2 separate regions of the Homo sapiens genome follow, and region 2 is linked to region 1. A link is a contact called in ENCODE Hi-C or POLR2A ChIA-PET data. All regions are on one chromosome and are shown on one strand. The core of a region is the stretch at or near the end of the contact, and the rest is flanking DNA. Distances in the headings are between cores, read along the strand shown. Region 1 holds the start of APOBEC4 (apolipoprotein B mRNA editing enzyme catalytic polypeptide like 4). Region 2 overlaps C1orf21 (chromosome 1 open reading frame 21).

The links. Hi-C counts contacts between places; a loop is a spot of excess contacts on that map. ChIA-PET counts read pairs that join two places held with the same protein, here RNA polymerase II (POLR2A). Pooled maps may share reads with other maps.
Region 2: a map with no recorded cell type shows a loop between it and region 1 (3-fold over the local background). The contact joins the enhancer-like site here to the promoter of APOBEC4 in region 1. A Hi-C loop is called at or near these places in 1 of 37 single-sample maps with no recorded cell type and 3 of 50 pooled maps. POLR2A ChIA-PET finds 5 or more read pairs at or near these places in 1 of 52 experiments (WTC11).

What each region holds. Positions count from the first base shown.
Region 1 is chr1:183,651,204-183,654,891 of GRCh38, reverse strand. It overlaps APOBEC4 (apolipoprotein B mRNA editing enzyme catalytic polypeptide like 4), which reads left to right and starts at 1,576. Exons shown (of 2, transcript NM_203454.3): 1 at 1,576-1,820. It also overlaps a transcript of RGL1 not described here.
Region 2 is chr1:184,490,194-184,493,881 of GRCh38, reverse strand. All of the region lies in intron 2 of C1orf21 (chromosome 1 open reading frame 21), which reads right to left. Among named protein-coding and RNA genes, the nearest start is that of C1orf21, 110 kb to the right of the region's middle. Within about 2 kb of position 2,126, at least 22 of the 41 ENCODE cell types and tissues checked have a DNase peak (open chromatin) inside an H3K27ac peak, as active enhancers do.

The DNA of each region.
Region 1 (3,688 bases), core at 327-2,826:
TGTTGCCAACTTAACATTCCTTGGAGTCTTCCTACATCTAACAGACAACTACCTTTAAAGAATAATGACTAATTGGGGTTGCCTATCCCTAAAATCACCCTAAAATGCAATTGATAAATGTGCTAGTGGACAAAGGCTCATTTTTCCTGTTTCTTTAGGCTTAACCTTCCATAGGTATATCATTTGCTGAGCATCTAATCCACCATGGAAGGTGCACAGTGCACATGGGATGCTGGTGCAGATTTGGGGACTATATTTTTTGTCTTTTCCTCCCCTCACTGGAACCTGTCAGACAGCTAATACTTTCTTACAGAACTGAGCAGGCCCTCAGAACTTGATTCTTCAGCTAGCGGGAGAAAAACCCCAACATGTTCTCTTCAACAGTCAGCTATTATCCTTTCACCCAGCTTTTGATAAGTAATATTTTTAAAGTAATGTTTGCAATAGATTGTCATTTATTAGGATTAAATAAAAGATGAGCTATGAGGATTGACTTTCAGTTCCATATTTACAAGTTCATTCAGTTAGAAGATGCAAGCAATGAGAAAAAAGGGATGACCCATGGCAAACTGTGGGGAAGGGACAGGATGCAGCAGTGACCATGTGCCAGAGCAAGCACCAAGGAAGATGAAACTGAAAATAACCAGCTGAGGAGTTCATGAATACACCTGAGGCCCTTAGGAGACAAAAACATCTCGTCTAGTAGGAGCACTCTGGATGAGAAAGGATGTGTGCTGTGGTGCAGACTGGAAGTCTGACAGTGGAAACAGGCGTGGCGAAGCTTCGAGAAGACAGAAGGTGCCCTCTGGGTGCTCAGTATCCCTGAGTTATTTTTAGAGTATGTCTGCTTACAGCCAATAGTTATTACTGGAATGTACACAATAGCAATCCCCACTCACTCCTTCAGGTGGCCTGGGAAAGGGGAATGAGGGAATAATCCAGAGTGATTGACAGTGAATTGTGACTATCAATGTGCCTTGTGTCTAGGAGATGATGTGGGGGTCAAGGGAGACTAAGGAAAAGAATGGAGAAGGACAAGTGGCTCTTCCGTTAGCCACAGAGAAGGGGCTACAACCGATCCTGGAACAAATCTTGTCTTAAACTGGAGGGAACCACATACATACCAATAGCAAGAGTCTTCCAGGCAATTTCTAAGAGGAGGGAAACCGCTAACACATAGCCTAGGTTTAGACAGAATCAAAAACACCCCCTTCAGGGACTATGGGCCTCTTGGAGGAAGTCAACTCTCTGCTCCCTCTCACAGAGGGCAAGCCTCCCAAGGAGAAGCCCTGGCACCCACGCAGGCAACAGAACCGCCAGGCCTGGCACCTACTCTAGACCAGGAGAAAGGTGCTGAGGAGCAGGCCCTCAGAACTTGATTCTTCAGCTAGCAGGAGAAAAACTGCAACATGTTCTCTTCAACAGTCAGCTATTATCCTTTTACCCAGACTGGGATATGCAGTCCTGTATATTTTCATCTTTGGAACAGGTGGCTTGATATGCAAATAAAGTAATAAGTGTCAGAGCTGTATCCTAGCAGTAGCTACTTTGCAAACGTTACCATGGCACCCAATCAACAGTGTTCTTAGAGGTAGCCACACCTCAGCAAGGGCTTTCTAACTTGGAACAGCAAAGTTCAAATGAACGAATAGACACAAACTGTGAAAGAGTCCTGAACCCATTACAAGGTGAATCTTTACAGCACAATTGCCTTCTGAAGCTACTTGAAACAGGGCATGGGACTTAAAGGAGAAAAAAAAGGAAATGGACCATCTCTTCTAACACCTGGAATGTGATCCAAGCCTGGAGACAAATTGATGGTAATTATAACTGCTAACATTTGTTTTTAGCTGCTAACAGATTGTGCACAGATTGTGAAGGGCAAACTCCATTCTCCAATTACTCCAGTGCAAACTGTGCTTTAACAGTACTCACTAAATCCTAGTTGAGTGAAATGAGAGCAGATTGTCCTTATGGTGTGGTTCATTTATGTTAAACTATGGAAAGCTGTCCTCCCACGGTCCCAGTCCAGGGGCCACTCACAGCCAGATGCAGAGAGCCCTCCAGCACGCTGGGCTCTACACATCTCTGTTCTTACTGCCAGCAAATCTGCTCTACAGAGTATAACATGTATTTCCCAAGCACAGACAAAGCAAAAGGAAAAGGGCTAGGCAGGAAGTAGGGACACCAGCTGCTGGGGAAACAAGTCTTAAGCAACCTGGCTTGTGAGCCAATCAAGGTTGCTAAGGTAGGTCCTGGGCCTAAACAGGGTACATTTCCACCTGGTTGGGGAGAATAAAATGACAGATACCAAAAGTTAACAAGATAATCTGTGGTCGATAACAAATTGATACAATAAACCATGAATTCTCTAAGAGTTCAAAGAGGGCAACAGTTCTTTCCTGCTTCCTCTTCAGATGAGGGTGATCAAAGAACAAGCCCAGAAAGACTCTGAAAAAGTGAAAACTTCACCAATAGGAAACTATAGTTGGTTGACACTGAAAAGTTGTCAGCAAGAATGAGACTACAGAGCTCCCTCCACTATGTGTTAAAGCCACAGTCCTCTCCATCTCCTTAAAGACAGTAATGATGTATCATTTCTGGCTAAAACAGCCACAGAAGATGGGGGTGCAAAGGAAGGCGTGCTTAGAAAAGCAATAGGGAGTTTCCATTTTGCTACCTTTATCTAAAAACACACAAAGACTTTTGTTTCCCAAAAGGGTAATTATGGGACCATTATATATAGTTAACTCCACATACACATCACCTTAAGAAATAGTAATAAAGACAGAAAAGTGCCTTTTGGTTCTGTTTCCATAACATTTAGCCAAATCAATCTGTAAATTGTCTATGGGTGAGTTGAAATTGTAATCTGAGCAGTAACCTGGATGTCCGGTGTACCACCCATAAGTCGACCACATCAAGGGCACAATATTAAAAAGCATGAAAGTTTGGGCTTGGTTTTGGCAAGTTCTGATGGAGAGATCCATCCAGCCTGATGAAGGCTAAGCAAGGAGGAGGTCCAGAGAGGAAACAATGCTCGGGAGTAAGCAGGAAATGGCGTCAGGTTCCAAGAGATCGTCCACTGCCAAGGGTTAAATCCAGCTCTCTAGAAGGAAAGCTATGACAAGGTCTAGGAAGCCTCAAGGCAGGAATTCAGTTACATCAGGAAAATATAGTACTAAGGAAAAAACAAAGCTAATGTCCAATCCTATGGATTAAGATGACACAGCAGAGGCTAGGAGAAATCTAGAATCTGGTGGGTATGTGGTGCCAGAGTTACTGCAGGATATTAGCCACTAAGATAATGGTGACATGAATAAAGCTACATTCCACCTACAGCTGGATTGAGGCTTTTAACATATTTTCTGCCCAGGATAGGATTAGCATAGGAACTCTGCAGGTTTCAGGCTAGAGATCAAGCTGTATCAAATACAGCAATGAATGAGCTGATGTGGGCTGAGGAAGACAGAAGGTGAACATAGCACTTCCATATGAGAGGCCATAATTTATTTATTAGCACAAGTATTCATACTTGTGATATGATAAGTGAGATTTTGAAAAGTGAAAAATATATTCTGTTGCAATGGTCAGTTTACCTCATTTAAATTTTCTGCCTTATCAGTTTTGTTATCTGACAAAGTTAAATGTAAAAAATGAAACCATAAATACTAGAAGAAAATATGGG
Region 2 (3,688 bases), core at 877-3,376, 840 kb before region 1:
TTGTCTTTCATTTTAACATGCTGGCCATTTAACAATTGCATCATGGGAAACAAGGCAAGAAACAAAGGAGGAAAGCTGCACTCCAAACTCAAGATCTTATAAACACTTTCAGATAAAAAGACATCTCTTGAGTGACAGAAGGCAATGAAGACTAAAAGGTTAATGAAAAAATATTGTGTTAAACAGCTAACACAATAAATGCAAAAATACTTGGTGCCACATTAAAAATAAAATCCTATTTCATACATAATTTGACAATTTCTTCTTTGGTTATAGATCAAAATCAACAGTGACATTTATACAGTGAGGCATGCATATCTATAGCTGGAAGGGAATTTAAATGTAATTTAGCTTGTCTTGAATGTGGTTTTCAAATGAAAATCAAACGTAGTCTAAATAAAGATTTGTACTCGTGTGACTGTTTTGCAATTTGAAGGAATTAATTAGCTTCAAAGATGTGCTATTTAACATCATGATTTTTCACTTCACCCTTACTCTTTTACCTTCAATGCTTATAGCCATGTACATAAACTTTTAAAATTATTTTTAGATAAAATGTAAATGTACATTTATATTATAGCTTCCAGCACAGATTATTACTATGAAGAAAGCTGACTATAAACATTGTATTCCTCACGGCCTGTGTCCTCTCCAGCAGGCATCTTCCCCAGCTATGGCTGTTCCAACCAAGAAACTTTAATTATGTAACCTTTAAAAAACTGTCAAAGACCATTTTTATTCATAGTTTAAACATGTGTTGTGAGTTACATTTTAGAGAATTTTATATATACTTAATATTATAGCCACAGAAATATAATCCTTTAGAATCTGACTTTCTGTAAATTTTTACTTCTTCTTGCCCTATTATAGTCTGGCTGGACCAACAGAGTACAGCTATATAAGTTAATAAACAAAACCACACTCTCAGAGTGATCAGATCATAGTACAGTAGCTCTTGAGAAAATCAGCAACCTGGGAAATTAAATGTTCTCCTTTTGGCCTAGATTTTGTTTATAACTGTCTTCTATTAGATATTTCATTATCCTTTTCAAACAACAGGACCAATCTACCCTACCCTGACTTCTACCACAAACCTTTAAACAGAAAGCCAACAAATGGAATCCTTCACTGACTAGCAGCAGCTGCACAGCACCAATTTAAGCATCAGTGGATGAAAGATAAATTTACAAACCAGCCAGCCAAGGTGGAAGCAGAGATACAACTCCACACACTTCAAGCTTTCTCACCTTCAGGCTCATGGTAATGTTCTGAAGCTACAGAAGATATTGGTGATACTTCTTTCTAATTTTTCATTGAAAAAGTAAATATCACAATGCAATTAACAATTTGGTCAACTCTGGACCATAAAGCTTTTAATAGCTGAACACTACCACCACCACCATTTTTTTCTGAGAGCAATCAACAAAGCAATAATCATATATAATCTTGCCAATGGCTCCACTGCAGGAAAGAAACTGACACCACACAGTTGAGTGAATTGTCCATAGTGTGGGGAGCAGGTAAATAGAACCTTTGAACATTAGCACTCAACACTCCCATAGCAATCACACAGTTCCACCCACTCACTCCCAAGACGCAGAAACCAGAGCCCACAGAGGTCACCCTGTAGCATGGTTACTCTGTGGCAGAATCCAAATGTAACCAGGTTCTGCAGGCAAGTCAATGGCTTCTCTATAAACTGGGCTCACTGGGCTTTACAGCCACTTGTTTTTGTTTATGTGCTTGTTCTAATAAAACCTTACACAGCACATAGCTCACTGTGATCTCTAAGAGGAGTTATTTCTGTGAAGGTTTGCTTACAGTAGAAAATTTGAGAAAAACTGAGAAATTGAGATTAAAGTTACAAAGAATGAAGATGGCTCCGTTTCAAATTAGTCATTGTCAAACTCTGCATCATGCTTCTGATTCCTTCTCTTCCTAAGAGACTTTACGCCTCAGAATGAAGAGCAAGACAAGGCCCGTTAGCTAAAAATAAACTTGAGATATGGAATTATATCATAGTTATTTCCTATCTTTACTTTTGTTCTCATAGCTTAAGCAACCTCTTGGGTGCAGGGCTGAAAACAGGCAAAATGAAACCAAACCACTTAACCAGTGTCATGTGAGCTAGCAAAGCCCCGAAGGTCACTGTCATTGATGATTCATAGCCTGTGGCCCAGAACTTTGCTATAAGTAACCATAACGGTTACTGCTAAAAACAAAGGAAAAGGGCCGGGCACAGTGGCTCATGCCTGTAATCCCAGCACTTTGGGAGGCCAAGGTGGGCAGATTGCTTGAGCTCAGGAGTTCGAGAACAGCCTGGGCAATATGGTGAAAATCTGTTTCTACTAAAAATACAAAAAATTAGCTGGGCATGGGGGGCTTGCACCTGTAGTCCCAGCTATTTAGGAGGCTAAGGTGGGAGAATCACCTGAGCTTGGGAGGTTGAGGCTGCAATGAGCTGGGATCGTGCCATTGCACTCCAGCCTGGGCAACCAGAGTGAGACAGAACCTGTTTCAAAAAAAAAAAAAAGAAAGAAGGAAAGTACTACACACACTAATGATATCTGCAGGTAAATGAACTTTAAGGAAAAAGTTTTGCTTTTTCTGAATGAAGTTTTTATTCTTCTTATTAAAAAAAGCACTATGCTAAACTTTACTGTCATAAAGATGAAAATGTGCTGTTTATGAGAGAATAATCCAGAGAACTTTCTAAATAAAGTTCACTGATTATTTATACAGCACTTTTTGTGTGCCAGGCATTATTTTAAGTGTTTTATTACTTATTAATTCATTTAATCCTCATAGCATCTTATGAGGTAGGTTCCAATTTTACAAATGAGGAACCTATCAGTTTGGTTCCCAAATTAATATGATTAGCCACTATACCTTGCTCCACAAGTTCTTTCTCAATGTCACCACCTACATAGTTATAAAATGCTTTTTTTTTTTCACAAAACTTCTTTAGAAAAAGGGATGTAGAATATTTGGAAAATATAAAAGAAGTACAAAAACTAACTAGTAATCAGCACCACCCAGAGATAATCATTACTAACCCTTCCTGGTAAACGGTCTCATCTACATAAGGCCATGTTCTGGCATTATTACTCAGGGTTCATAATCATCTAACCTGAGGTGAGGCTGAACACTTAGACAGCTTAAGGAATTAGCATCAAATTTTCTGTTTTCTAAATCTTCACCTAACTGCCAATCCCTAACATGATTCTTACATTGTCTATGTGAGCTTTTAAGTGTCTTGAAAAAAAATCCAGAGTAAAATTTTCAAATATTTAAGACTCCTGCCGTTAATGTGAGATTCTCTAAAGTTATGTCTCCACCAGTTGGTTAAAGTTTCCCAGTCTCCCCTGCTATATTGTATGTGTGGTGTACCTCTAAGCCTTTGTTCTCACTGACTCTCAGCCTAAACCTCCTGCTCTGTCTCACTTAGTTCCTTTGGCTGGTATTCATATTTTAAGACTCAGCTGAGGCTTTAATCATCCTCTTTACAAGTCTTCCCCCACTCCTTGGAAAAAGAGACCTTTTGCCTTATCACCCTATGGTACTGACATTTTCTGTCAAGATGTCCATCTATTGCATCTTTACCAGTTCCTTAAAGGCAGGGACCAGGTTTAACCCGTCTTTACAGCCTCCGTGCCTAGCACAGCACCTAATTCATGCAAGGTAGTCA